Regions from separate parts of the Homo sapiens genome. Here region 1 is linked to region 2. The links are chromatin contacts, found by Hi-C or POLR2A ChIA-PET in ENCODE. All regions are on one chromosome and are shown on one strand. Each heading gives the region's core, a stretch centred on a gene start or an enhancer-like site at or near the end of the contact. The rest is flanking DNA. Distances are from core to core; before and after follow the strand shown.

Evidence for each region. Hi-C counts contacts between places; a loop is a spot of excess contacts on that map. ChIA-PET counts read pairs that join two places held with the same protein, here RNA polymerase II (POLR2A). Pooled maps may share reads with other maps.
Region 1: a pooled map of heart left ventricle shows a loop between it and region 2 (3-fold over the local background). The contact joins the promoter of CDC26 here to the enhancer-like site in region 2. A Hi-C loop is called at or near these places in 1 of 50 pooled maps. POLR2A ChIA-PET finds 5 or more read pairs at or near these places in 2 of 52 experiments (AG04450 and OCI-LY7).

Annotation. Positions count from the first base shown.
Region 1 is chr9:113,274,027-113,280,668 of GRCh38, reverse strand. It overlaps CDC26 (cell division cycle 26), which reads left to right and starts at 5,097. Exons shown (of 4, transcript NM_139286.4): 1 at 5,097-5,287. PRPF4 (pre-mRNA splicing tri-snRNP complex factor PRPF4) reads right to left here and starts at 5,011. Exons shown (of 14, transcript NM_001244926.2): 1 at 4,899-5,011; 2 at 3,944-4,121; 3 at 1,538-1,724. The coding sequence starts at 4,925. RefSeq lists enhancers at 5,024-5,363, 5,131-5,986.
Region 2 is chr9:112,296,803-112,303,839 of GRCh38, reverse strand. PTBP3 (polypyrimidine tract binding protein 3) reads left to right here. Exons shown (of 14, transcript NM_001163788.4): 2 at 5,924-6,008. The coding sequence starts at 5,975. Among named protein-coding and RNA genes, the nearest start is that of PTBP3, 33 kb to the left of the region's middle. Within about 2 kb of position 4,144, at least 2 of the 41 ENCODE cell types and tissues checked have a DNase peak (open chromatin) inside an H3K27ac peak, as active enhancers do.

The DNA of each region.
Region 1 (6,642 bases), core at 3,848-6,347, 980 kb before region 2:
TCCAAGTATGAGAAGACAATCTAGGATTTTAAGCAAGCAATTAACACAACATGTTTGGGGCTATCACAACAGTGCAGATTTGAAAGCAGTAAAGATAGAGCAAAGAAGATAGCTGGAGTTGTATCTCGCAAGTAGAACAGACCAGATTTTGCTAATGGATTATAAAGGAGGCTAGGCAGATTTTCAACTAAGAATTGTATGAGTATAGGAGAGAGGTGGGGAAATATTTCAATTCAGATGTCTCAAGTTTGAAGTACCTGTGGGATACCTAAGCTGCAGTGAGAGATTTGGGAATCATCAGAACACACAGTGAATGATGCCATGGGAGTAGAGCTGATCACCAAGGGCAAGTAGAGAAAAAGGCAGCCTGTAAAGGGCAGGCAGAGAAAAAGAGGTTTAGAAGGTAAGTGAGAAGAATTAGCTAGTGAGAGAAGAGGAAAATCAAGAGGATTTGTTATTAGGAGAGTGAAGGAAAGGGAGTAGTTCAAGGAGGGAGTATTTCAAGGAGGAGTGGCTGGCAGTATACTAGGGCTATTCTTAGTAAAGGTGGATTGGTGATCTTAACAAAGAGCAATTTTAATGTGGTAGGGGTTGGTCAGTTTGCAGCAGGTTGAAGAGTAAATAAGGGTAAGGACCTCAAGGGAGTAATAGAAAAAACCCTTCCAACAAGCTGGATGATGAAGGGTAGATGAGACAGTGGACAGAGAGACCAGAGGGGCTCCTCATAATTGTGTGTGACTAGACCACAACTAAGACTTCGCAACCTGCAAATAACAAGAGGGCATTATCTGAGGATGGTACCCCTCTTCAATAAAATCCAAGAAACATTTATCATTGTTCTATGTCATTGATATGGAATGCATTTGATGTCTCAATTTTCAAAGCCCAACAACAAATGTTTATCCAATTCAAAACTCGCACTGGGGAGGGGAGGCAAGGGAGCATGTTAGCACCCTCTTCCAAGTCTATAAAGAAAAACGGGCCAGGCACGAAGGCTCACGCTTGTAATCCCAGCACTTTGGGAGGCCAAGGTGGGTAAATCATTTGAGGTTAGGAGTTCAAGACCAGCCTGGCCAACATGGTGAAACCCTGTCTCTACTAAAAATACAAAAATATAAAAAATAACTAAAAATACAAAAAAGAAAAATGTGGTGGCAGGTGCCTGTAATCCCAGCCACTTGGGAGGCTGAGGCAGGAAAATCGCTTGAACCCGGGAGGCGGAGGCTGCAGTGAGCCGAGATCACGACGCTGCACTCAAGCCTGGGTGACAGAGCAAGACTCTGTCTCAAAACACAAAACAAAACAAAACAAAACAAAACAAAACAAAACAAAAACGAACAAACACAAAAAAGAAACATTAATAGTGCGGTAAAAATTGGCCTAAGACAGATTATGGGCTAACTCATATAAACACAGTAAGATATTGTTAACATGATTTGAGACATTCTATTAAAGTTCAACTAAATGATCAACCAAAATTTGGAGTAGAACCCTGTGATTATAATAAAGAAAAAAAGTAAATATTTAGAAAGGCAACCTTTCTCTTCTTTCAGCAGGACCCTCTCCAAAAAGTGTGATGGGTTCCCCCAAGGCTCTAAGGCAAGCTTTGACCTCTGAGTCATCTGTGGAAACATTGATCTGCCGGGCTCGCTTCCTTCTCTCAAACTCAGCCAATACTTCTGCCTGTCGCTCGCTGATATGCTCTTCAATTTCAAACACTTCTCCTATTAAAAAGAAAACAGGCAACATCAGCAGATCTTCTTCAAATAGAGAGAAATAATTTCTAGTAATTGCAGTCTGTGTATGCCCTGAGGGAAAAGTAACTGTCTATTACACATTTTATAGTTTACTGTTTTTCAGTTTATTAAATTATGCCAAACACATAAACCTAAATGACACAGCTTCAAAAGGCAAGAAAATGGTTCAAGCCACCTCTTGTTTCATTTATTAACTTTGTGCCTATATAAACACACACTTTGGCTGAGACCAGCAAGTAAGAGTACAGAACATCTTTTGCAAATGAGTTAACTAGGCTGTCTATCCAGAAGATGTAACAGAAACATTATTGTAACAACAGCCAAAGCTATTTATTCTCGAAAGGAGACCCAGTATAGGGATACTTAACAAATCATTAACTACTAAACTGCAAATAATTACCAGGAAAATGAGAGTTCCACAACTATAAGGATTTCTGGATAATCTAGCAATAGTTTTGAAACCCACACCAAAATACAAGTGTGATAAAAAATGAGAGGTACAGTGGTGACGTTATGTTTAAAAACAGTATTAAAAGTTTAAAAAGTCACTAGGCTACAGTGCATGTGTTTAGAAAATGTGTGGGAGGATCAATAAGAAACCTGACAGATGTCCCTACTGCAGAGGAGTCTTCATTTTATGCCCTTTGGCATTGTCTGAATTTCTTAGGACAAATATGCATAATTTTATTTTTAAAATATAGTAGACCTCTCATTACTGACATGGAAAGATATCCTCAATGGTATATAAATGAAAAATGGGGGTTATACAACAATTTACGTATTGTGTTTTCATTTATGGAAAAAATTACATACTTTTTAGCTGTATTAAAATTCTCAGAAAGATATACAATCAATTAATTTTAAAAATACAGGATTTTCTACTTCACACATTTATACATTGATCTTTTAAAAGAAAATAACTTTTTTTTTTGAGACAGGGTCTCGCTCTGTTGTTCAGGCTGGAGTGCAGTGGCACAGTCATGACTCACTGCAGCCTTGAACCCCCACCTCAGAACCCCAATTAGCTGGGAATACAGGCACGTGTCACCATGCCCAGCTAATTTTCTACTTTTTGTAGAGATGGGGTATCACTATTTGCCCAGGCTGGTCTTGGATTCCTGGGCTCAAGCCAGACTCCCGCTTCTCAGCCTCCCAAAGTGCTGGGATTACAGGTGTGAGCCACCAGGCTTGGCCACTATTACTTTTATAATAAAAAAAGATAGCTCAGTCAGGTGCAGTGGCTCACGCCTGTAATCCCAGCACTTTGGGAGGCCGAGGTGGGCGGATCATTTGAGGTCAGGAGTTGGAGACCAGCCTGGGCAACATGGTGAAACCCAGTCTCTACTAAAAATACAAAAATTAGCTGGGTGTGGTGGCGGGCACCTGTAATCTCAGCTAATCGGGAGGCTGAGGCAGGAGAATCCCTTGAACACAAAAGGCAGAGGTTGCAGTGAGCCAAGGTTACGCCACTGCATTCCAGCCTGGGCAAGAGAGTGAGACCCTGTCACACACACACACACACACAAAAAGATTTCACTTTGGGTAAAAAATAATTACAAAACTTCAAAAGGGAGAATATCATGAACCACTCTAGCTGCAAACCAATGCCAGAACTATGTTAGATCTCCAGAAGACAAATGGAATCAATCTGAATCCAAATGTACACTGAATTTTTGATAAGACTGCTCACTCATAGAAGAAAAACTATATAACAGATTGTAAGAAAAAGGCTCTCTGCATGATAATAAGGGGGTAGGCAAAATACAGCCTTATAGCTGCAAGTTTAAGAATTGAAATTCTGCCGGGCACAGTGGCTCACACCTGTAATCCCAGCACTTTAGGAGGACGAGGCGGGCGGATCACAAGGTCAGGAGTTTGAGACCAGCCAGACCAACATGGTGAAACCCCATATCTACTAAATATACAAAAATTAGCCGGGCGTGGTGGTGTGCGCCTGTAATCCCAGCTACTCGGGAGGCTGAAGCAGGAGAACTGCTTGAACCCGGGAGGCGGAGGTTGCAGTGAGCCAAGATCGCACCACTGCACTCCAGCCTGGCGACAGAGCGAGACTCTGTTTAAAAAAAAAAAAATTGTAATTTTTTGACATTATAAAACTGTGGTATTTAAGTTTAGAAAGGTATTCATTACACAAAGAGGTAAAGATGGGCTCACAATTTGCATCTTACCAGAGGTTATATTAATATTTCCAGCTTCGATCCCTGCTTTAAGTCCGTCTTTCCCCAAAATCCCAGACTCTCCTTTGGCCAGACGCTCCCTCTCCTTCTCTTCCAAACTTCCATAATAGATGTGTGGTTTCTTCACGACCGGAGCAACTAAGTCGTCGGGTGCTTTAGTTTTGGTTGCCTGCTAAATCAAAGATCTGCATTAAACTAAGGTTTAATCTTGGCAATTTACCGGACTTCACCAGAGGATGAAGCTCACCCTGAGTTTCACAGTCCTGTTTCCTCTGTAATTGAAAGGACAAATTGGACACTACTTAAGACGCTCTTCATTGATTTGAGGAGGTGAAGGTAGGGTGAGGGTGTTTCAGTCCCTCACTTTGGTTGATGGGATTAATAAAACTAGTGAGGTTCTCTCGGGTATTTTCCTATGAAAGGTTTGCTCTGAAATCTGTTTACTTCATTCCGTTGGAAGTGTTCAATCTCGTGTTTTATGCTTCCCGGATTACTGCTTATCACTGGGGAAATACTAAGGATAGATGAAATAACCAACGCGGTGCTAAAGGATAACAAGTTACAACATTACAAGTGTATACATTTCAAACGTTCCTAGACGTGAGGTAGTAGGAGTTAGTAGGTCTCATTAAAATTCTGAGATCTGCCAAAGGCATAAACCTTGGCCAAGACACTTCCCTATTTCAGAGCACCGTTACTGGATGAGTCGGAAGAGATGCTTGCCCTTTGGGGCTGTAGTGGGAGAGGTGCAAATAAGCTACAGTCCACGAAAGCGCTTAGGGATCAGGAAAACGGTGGTCCGCTGTGTAGGACACCGCTGAGTCCCGCAGCCTTCCTCCTCAGCCCTCCACCGCCTTCTCCCGCTCCTTAACGGCCCCTTCCCGCAGAGATCCCCTTCCCCCTTAGCGCTCCCTGCCAGAGTGAGCTGGGATCCCGGGCTCTGTACCGTGGAAGAGGCTCGCGAGGAAGCCATGCTGGGCTCTGGAGCCGCGAGGCCCCAGCGAAACCCGAACACTCCCTTTCAGACCGTCCACCGCGCGCCCAGCAGAGGGGAAGTGCGTCACTGACAGGAAGTGCGTCACTGACAAGACGTGGGCCAAGAGGGGTCACCGCCCCCGGAGCGGCGCGGAGCATGATGGAAGTCGTAGTAGGAAATGGCGTCGTGGCATTGAGGGGCATCCCTCCTAGAACCTCCAGGAAAAGCTCGCGGAAGACGAGGTTCTGCGGAGAGAGAGGCTCCAAGCAGTCTGGGAAGTGTAGTCCAGTTGGCTTAGCAGTAGTTTCGTTGGGGGGGAGCCGAGGTTCCGGGAAGGGGCTAGGCCGGCTTGAAAAGAGGTAGGTGAGTCGACTCGCGCGGCTCGGGGCTGAACTCTGGAGCGAGTCAAGGGCTTCCGGGGTCCGCTGTGCCCCCCGGGCGTACGGGGGCGTTTACGTCTTCTTGGAGCCGAGGACCATGTTACCATAGAAACCCTTGCCTGGGCTCCGAGGTACAGGCCTGGAGCTAGGGGACGAGGACTGTTCTCCTCCATGGTCCGGAAGTCTTCCCAGGCTCCCCCTCTGAGCTTGATGGCTCGGCGGTGGATTTGGGCTGCGGCGGGAGATTAAGCTAGAAGAGCCCGCTAGTGCCAAAGTCAAATAAAGACCCGGCGGAGGAGCTTCGGCCTGATTTTGTTGATTTGTCTTCAGCCTGGTCTTTGTATCAGATTGAGAGTAAGATGATGGATAGGAAGGTGTCAGGTAACTCTGTACGTCTCTCTGCCCTGCTGGATGCTGGGGCATTAGAGACGAACAGGATAAGGTTTTTATCCCCACATGGGCGGTGGGAGATCCTCAAAATATTGACGTTTCCCTAGCTGGCCAGATCCTCATGCAACCCCCTAGAACAATTACAGCAATAATAGATGTTATTTATTGAACATTTATTAAATGCCAAATAATATTCCAAGAGCTTACTCTGTATTACGTTATTGACTTCCTACAACAGCAGAGTAGGATACAGATGAGGGAACTAAGGTCTAGTGAGAAATGAAACGAATTGTTCAGGATCGGTGGTGTAGTGGGATTAAAACCTGTGCCCTTTAACCTCTACAGCCAGCACTTTTAACTGTTAATCTATACTGCTCCCTAGTGGCCAGTTTTTTGCAGTTTGCAGAAAAGGTAAAATGTATAGATTTTTTTTTCCCCCTTTTAGGTATCCCTATCCCTCTCTTTCCCTCTTTGGAACTTTGGCTTTCTCTACCATTTGTCTGCATTGGAATCTGGTAGAAGATAATGCCTGATTTAGTACAAAGGAATTTGAAATGTAATGTGCCAGTGTTTTGTGTTGATAATATCACCTGTAGTATCCTAAGCTTCATGGGAGAAGGAACTATTTCTTCCTTTGTATACTTCACAGTCCTTAGTTTCATCCTAGATACGTGTAATAATTTGTATCTGTACATACTTTCAAGGAGTTTTCACTTCCATCATTTTCACTTAATGCTTATCATGTTGACCTTTATAATTTTTATAGGAGGCTAAAATTATTAACCAAACTGAACAGCTTGCTTCGATGACTTCTTTATGTGTGAAATAGGAATCATTTTGTCAACTTCACAGGGTTTTTGTGTTAAAATAAGAATGTAAAGAATGGGAATGGAAAAACAGCACGGTGCTCAAGAATGATCTCACCTTCTAGTCAACAAACATTT
Region 2 (7,037 bases), core at 2,895-5,394:
CAGGCTGGAATATAGTGGTGTGATCTTGGCTCACTGCAACCTCTGCCTCCCAGGTTCAAGTGATTCTCCTGCCTCAGCCTTCCGAGTAGCTGGGGCTAGAGTTGCACACCACCACACCTGGCTAATTTTTGTAATTTTAGTAGAGACGGGGTTTCACCATATTGGTCAGGCTGGTCCTGAACTCCTGACCTCATGATCTGCCCGCCTCAGCCTCCCAAAGTGCTGGGATTACAGGCGTGAGCCACCGCGCCCAGCCTGTAGTATTTATTTTCAAGCTGCCCATGCGATTGTATTGATTAGCCAAGGCAGAGGGCTGTTAATCTTGCACCTGATACTCTGCTATAGGCTCTGGAAGAATATAATCTAGTATAAGGCACAAATAAGAGACCTCAAGGTATCTGAGAACTAACTTTGTGTACATATTTGACAAAATTATGTTATTGATAATTATACATACAGGAAGAATATATCATGTTAATGAACTAACATTCTGGAACCATACACATTTTAATGTTGAAAGATGATAAAAATTAAGTTGAACCTTTTCACTTGGGATAGAAAAATTCTCAAGGATGTGGTGCCATTTTATCTGTGACTAGTAGATAGGATTGGGTATGTAGCAAAGGGATAGTGCTTGAAGCAGGATAATATCATAAAAAGATGCAGAATAAGTATGATTTATTTGGAGAAAATTACATGACAGGGGAGTGTTACTGTGAGCAAGAGATCCAGATTAGAAAGATTGTTTCATTGCCATCACAGGACATTTAGACTTGATTCAGTAACCAGTGGAATAATTTCACATTAATGGTTGATTGGAAATTTATTTGGTAGGAAAGTAGGTAACAGTTTATCGAATGAGAAAAAAATAGAAAAAAAACATGAGTAACTTACTTTTCTCCCCAAATTGAAACTGAAATGGCATGTGTGCATTAAGAAGAATATAGTCAGGCTGGGCGTGGTGGCTCACGCCTGTAATCCCAGAACTTTAGGAGGCAGAGGTGGGCAGATCACTTGAGGTCAGGAGTTCGAGACCAGCCTGACCAACAGGGTGAAACCCTGTCTCTACCAAAAATGCAAAAATTAGCTGGGTGTTGTGGGCGGACACCTGTAATCCCAGCTGCTCAGGAGGCTGAGACACGAGAATCATTGGAACCTGGGAGGCGGAGGTTGCAGTGAGCTAAGATCGTGTCACTGTACTCCAGCCTGGGTGACAGAGCAAGACCTTGTCTCCAAAAAAAAAAAAAAAAAAAAAAAGATGAAGAATATAGTCAGCTTTTGGGATTCTTAGCCCTTGTCTGGGGCCTGTGTTAACAGTTTAACACCTCGTCTAGGTGCCTTTCTGGTAATCTCAAGTGTCTCTAAGATAAAGTGCTTTCCTGTACATTTCTTCTTTCCAGTTTTTTTATGTCAAAAATATGAAAAGAGTTGGTTCCTCACAGCAGGTAACTTGTTTGGATGGTAGAAAGGTGTTTGCGCTTTTGACTTCTCAAATGTTTGACTTTCAAGATACTGCCGTATTCTTTTTTCTCGTCAATTTTTCCTTTAACTCTTTTGGTAGATTTCTTATTTGCCTTTCCCTTGAGCTGTTGTATCCCTTTATAGTTTTGTTGTAGAGAGGGTATTAGGTCAATGTTTTTTTTCATTTTACAAAAAGCTATTTGCTGTCAATTGAAATTTGTGTAGTTTCTGGTATATGTTATCTGCGTTTTGTAATGTTCCTTTCTTTTCTTTTTGTTCTGCTTATCTTTGAAGGGATGCCTTCTGGACCACTGTTGTACAGAAGCACAGTGTTGAGGATGATCTGTAACAGCGGGCTGTGGCAGGGTTGAACACAGGTGTTAGTGATGACTGTTAGTGAAGACAGCAGGACTCTCAAGCCAGTAGGAATCCTTTGGCTGAGAATGAAGTACCTGTTGTCCTATATTTTATTTTTTAATTTTAATTTTATTAAACTTTTCAAACAATTAGAGATGCATGGCAAGTTATAAAGATAGTACAGAAAGGTCCTGTGTGCCCCTCACTAAGTTTCCTCCAGTGGTTACATCTTATATAATTATAGTACACCATCAAAACAGAAGCATTGGTATTGGGACAGTGCCTGTATATAGTTCTGTTTGATCTTATTGCATATGTAGATTCACATAACTACCATCACAGTCAAGATATAGAACTAATCCATCACCACAAAGATCTCCTTATGGTACCATTTATAATCACCTACCACCTCCACCCAACCATCTCTATCTCCTGGCAACCACTAATCTGTTTTCCATCTCTATAATTTTTGTCATTTTGAGAATACTGTAGGTGAAATCATAGAGCATATTATCTTTTGAGGTTGCTAAGTGTATGTTTAGTTTTTTTGTTTGTTTTTTTTTTTCTTTTTTTCAGAAAACACCAAACTACTTTCCAGAGTGTCTGTACCATTTTACATTGCTACCAGCAATGTATGAGAGATCTATTTTTTCCACATCCTGGTCTGCATTTGATATTGTAACTTTTTATTTTAGGTGTTCTGATAGTTAAGTGGTAGTATCATGGTCTTAATTTTTCCTTGAAGTGGCTTTTGATTTGCATTTCCTTAATGACTAATTAGGTTGAGCATCTTTTCATGTACTTACTGGCCTTCTTTGGAGAAATACCTTTTCAAATCCAATGGGTTGTCTTTTTTTATTGTTGATCTTAAGGGTTCTTAGGTGTTCTAGGTACCAGTTTCTTGTGAGATGTGTGACTTGTAAATACTTTCTTCCATTCTCCATGTTGTCTTTTTATTCTCTTGATGGTGTTCTTTGAAACACAAAAGTTTTTATATTTGACAAAGTTCAGTTTATTTATTTATTTATTTATTGCCATTCGTGCTTTTGGTTTTGATAATCCATTTTTTTTGTTTTTATTTTTATTTACTTAGAGATGGGGTCTCCCTATGTTGCCCACGTTGGTCTTGAACTCTTGACCTCAAGTGATCCTCCCTCCTTGGCCTCCCAAGTGCTGGGAATACAGGTGTGAGCCACTGTGCCCGGGTTTTTGTACCCCATATAAATGCAACAATATAGCGTGTATTCTTTGTGACTTTTTTTTTTTCTTTGAGACGGAGTCTCGCTTTGTCGCCCAGGCTGGAGTGCAGTGGCGTGATCTCGGCTCACTGCAATCTCTGCCTCCCGGGTTCACGCCATTCTCCTGCCTCAGCCTCCTGAGGAGCTGGGACTACAGGCGCCCGCCACCACGCCAGGCTGATTTTTTGTATTTTTAGTAGAGACGGGGTTTCACCATGTTAGCCAGGATGGTCTTGATCTCCTGACCTTGTGATCCGCCCGCCAAGCCCTCCCAAAGTGCTGGGATTACAGGCGTGAGCCACCACGCCCGGCCGTGACTGACGTTTTAGGTTTGTGAGATTTATCTGTGTTATGTGGAGCCGTAGTTCATTCTCATTGTTGTATAGTCATTGCATGCATTTACAAACATTTACTCAGTTATTCTGCAGTTGATGGCATTTAGTTGTTTCCAGTTTGACGAGTACAAATAATGCTGCTGAAGACAATCTTATATGTCTAGGTGCACACAAGCAGGCAATATCTTGGGGTTTATGCATCGGAGTAGACTATGTAAGGATCCTAGGATATTCATATATTTGACTTTAATAGATTGGATCAGACAGTTTTCCAAGTGGTACCAATTTACACTCTCACTAAATTATACTTAACTCCCATATAAGAGTTTTTGTCACCCCACATTATTACTAACATGATATTGTCCATCTTTTTAATTTTACAGTATTTCATTGTGGTTTTAACTTGCATTTCCCTGATGACCAATGAGGATGCGGTCAAATATCTTTAGTTTGATTGGATATGGTATTAGTCATTTATAAATTGTTTAAAAAAACATTTATTTCTTGTTCACTTACAATGGTGGTAGCTGTTATGGAGCTACACTTGTTATTCTGAGAATCAGGCTGAAAGAGTACCTCCTATTTGAGATATGCTCTTATTTCAGAGGGAAAGAGAAAAAACTGGCAGAAATGACTGATTTTTGAAGTTACTGTTTGGATTAAGTATAGGTCATGTCCATTCATGTTCCATTTGCCAAAGGATATTACAAAACTGTGTTGTCAATGGGGGGAGGGAGTTATACTCTTCCCACTGGAGGCATTGCAAGTCACATGGCCATGGATGGGGATGAATAATTCTTGTTCAGGAAAAGGAGAGGGTACAAATACTCTGGAACAGTGACATAGTCCACCACTTTGTGAGATGGCTGTTAAAGTCTCTTGTCATTTTTCTGTTATCTTGGGTTTTTCTTACTGATTTCTAGTGTTTTGTTTTTCCTTTTTTCTTTTTCTTAGTACGTGCTGGATATAAACCCTTTGTTGGTTTTACATATCGCAGATATCTTCTTATTCCATGACTTGTCTGTTTATTCTCCTAATGATGTCTTTTGTTAAATAAAATTGTTAATTTTAATGTTATCTAGGTTATCAGTATTTTTGCTTTATACTTGTGCTTTTTGTTATTCTTGAAAAAATACATTTCTGCAAATCTCGAAAGAGCTAAAGTGACCACCTTCAAGTGGTTTCTAACTTTATATTAACTTGATTTATAGGTAGAAACATACTGATGCTAACTCATATGTGTGGAAGATATATCTGTTAGTAATGCATTTAACCAAATTCCTCATATATAAAAATCATGTTGTGTATGTTTTAATTTTTACTATTAATACATTTAAAGCTGTGAAAATGTGTCTTTATCTGCAGGTAGCCAGCAAACCACAGTCTGTTAATTATCATATGTAGCCTGATAATATCTACATCTCAGATTTTATTAGGAAGACCTGTGCTTTAAGTGAGGCCTTAATCTTGATTTTTCTGGGAGTTGAGATTTTCAGTTTTCTTTTATCCTGCTTACTTAATTCCTTCTTCTTATTCCCAGATGTCTCTATAAACTTCCAGTGAAAGATCCAAAGGGAGTAATTTCTGGATGTTTAAATACAGGACTTGTTTAAATAATTGTATTTCTATTATATAGATATATTGGTGGTTTGTCTTTCTTCAGCAAAGGCTAAAGTTGTTCCCTACAGAAGTGGCACCTACACTTAAACATTAAATATGTGCTGTAGCACTATTGCTGTTCTAATATTTGTAGGATTGTTTGGGGATTAATTTTTATTATCCAGTGTATCAAAACACTTGTTCTTAAAAATTGGCCAAGGTAAACCAATAGTACTATTTAAAATAGGTTGGTTTTAACTTTGTACATAGTATTTATTGTCCTTCCTGAAAGTAATCTTTTAAATGTTGGTGGTAGATCTTACATTACAATGAAAAGACTTCTCTGAGTTACTTTTTAGTGTTGCCAGTTCAGATTTGGAAGTTGATCAAAACTCTTACCTGAAAAAAAGAGTAAATTACTTAAACAATTGTTTAAGAAATAGTCTGCATTAAAGATCATTTGGAGGATTAATGGATAAAAAGTTATTGATTATAAAGAATTTGGCCAGTATGGAAATGAAGTATATTTTCTACTTAAAAAAATACGTTGGTATTGAAAAGTCAGGATTCTTAGGGAGGACTGTACAAACTATTTGCATACAAATATATGCTACAAAAACAATGTCATAATGCAACCCCCTAAATATGGTTTGGCACTTTCAGATGTTATGTTTTGGAAACCTGCGTTTGGTTAGAAAGAATTTAAAGATTATGTCCCCATTTCTGTGGTGGCAGTTGTGTTTATATAGTTGTGGATTTGCAGTAATTTTTTCTTGCTATGCAGTTCATTTGATTTTGTGATTCTTGAGGAGTTCCCCCTTTAATGTCTTCATACAAAGATGAAGTAATATTATTAGCTTTTAATACTTTTAGTAAATATGGACCATTATCTAAAACTTGGTTTATTAACCAAACATTGGTTTTGCTTTTCAGCGGGGATCTGATGAGCTTCTTTCTTCTGGCATCATTAACGGACCTTTTACCATGAATAGTTCTACTCCTTCTACAGGTGTGTATGGTGAGTTTTTTTTTTTTTTTTAATATTTGATTTCTGTGGGTTTCAAATTGTTTTTTTACAATGCTCTTATTTTGCTTATATCATGTTGAAGTGCCACTGTTCATAACAAAAGCTAAAATTTGTTTCGGTAAAGTACTATATACTGTTTACATAGGTGAAATCACTAGTTATACCTCTCAAATTTTAAGGATTCATTTGGATCTAATTTGATGATTCAGTTTTTTGATTGATGTTCTTTGTGTTACATAATTTTGATAAAAATACTGTCAATAAATTGGTGACCCAGAACTATTGAGTAAAAGAGCTAGATCTAAAACTTGGGTTGAAGTCAGGTGTGGTGGCTCATGCCTGTAATCCCCAGCACTTTGGGAGGCCGAGGCTGGCTGATCACCTGAGGTCAGGAGTTCAAGACCAGCCTGGCCAACATGGCGAAACCCCGTCTCTACTAAAAATACAAAAATTAGCTGGGTGTGATGGCGGGAACCTGTAATCCCAGCTACTTGGGAGGCTGAGGCAGGGAGAATTGCTTGAACCTGGGAAGCGGAGGTGGCAGGGAGCCGAAACGTGCCATTGCACTTCAGCCTGGGGGACAGAGCGAGACTCCATCTCAAAAACAAAAAACAAAACTTGAGTGATGATGGACTTGAATAGAAGTATTAAAGTATAAGACGATACGTTTTAAAAATTGAAGTAATTTACGTACCATAAGGTACCACGTGATTTTAAAATAAATGTTCTTGAAATTTAGTGGCCGTAAAGTGAATTGAAGGAGTGCAGTACTGGAAAGAGAGTGAGCAGTGAAGAGGATTTATTATTATTATTATTATCCTTTATTTGGATTATTGCTGTAATCCTAATAAAGGATGGTAACTGGCACTGTGGCAGTGGTAGTGTGATGAAGAAAATTGAATAACTTATAGAAGATAAAATTGATAGTAATTGATGATTAATTGAATGTTTGAATAAGGGATATCACCATTGATTTCCAGGTTTTGAACTTGGACTTAGATAATTGGGTAGATGAATGGT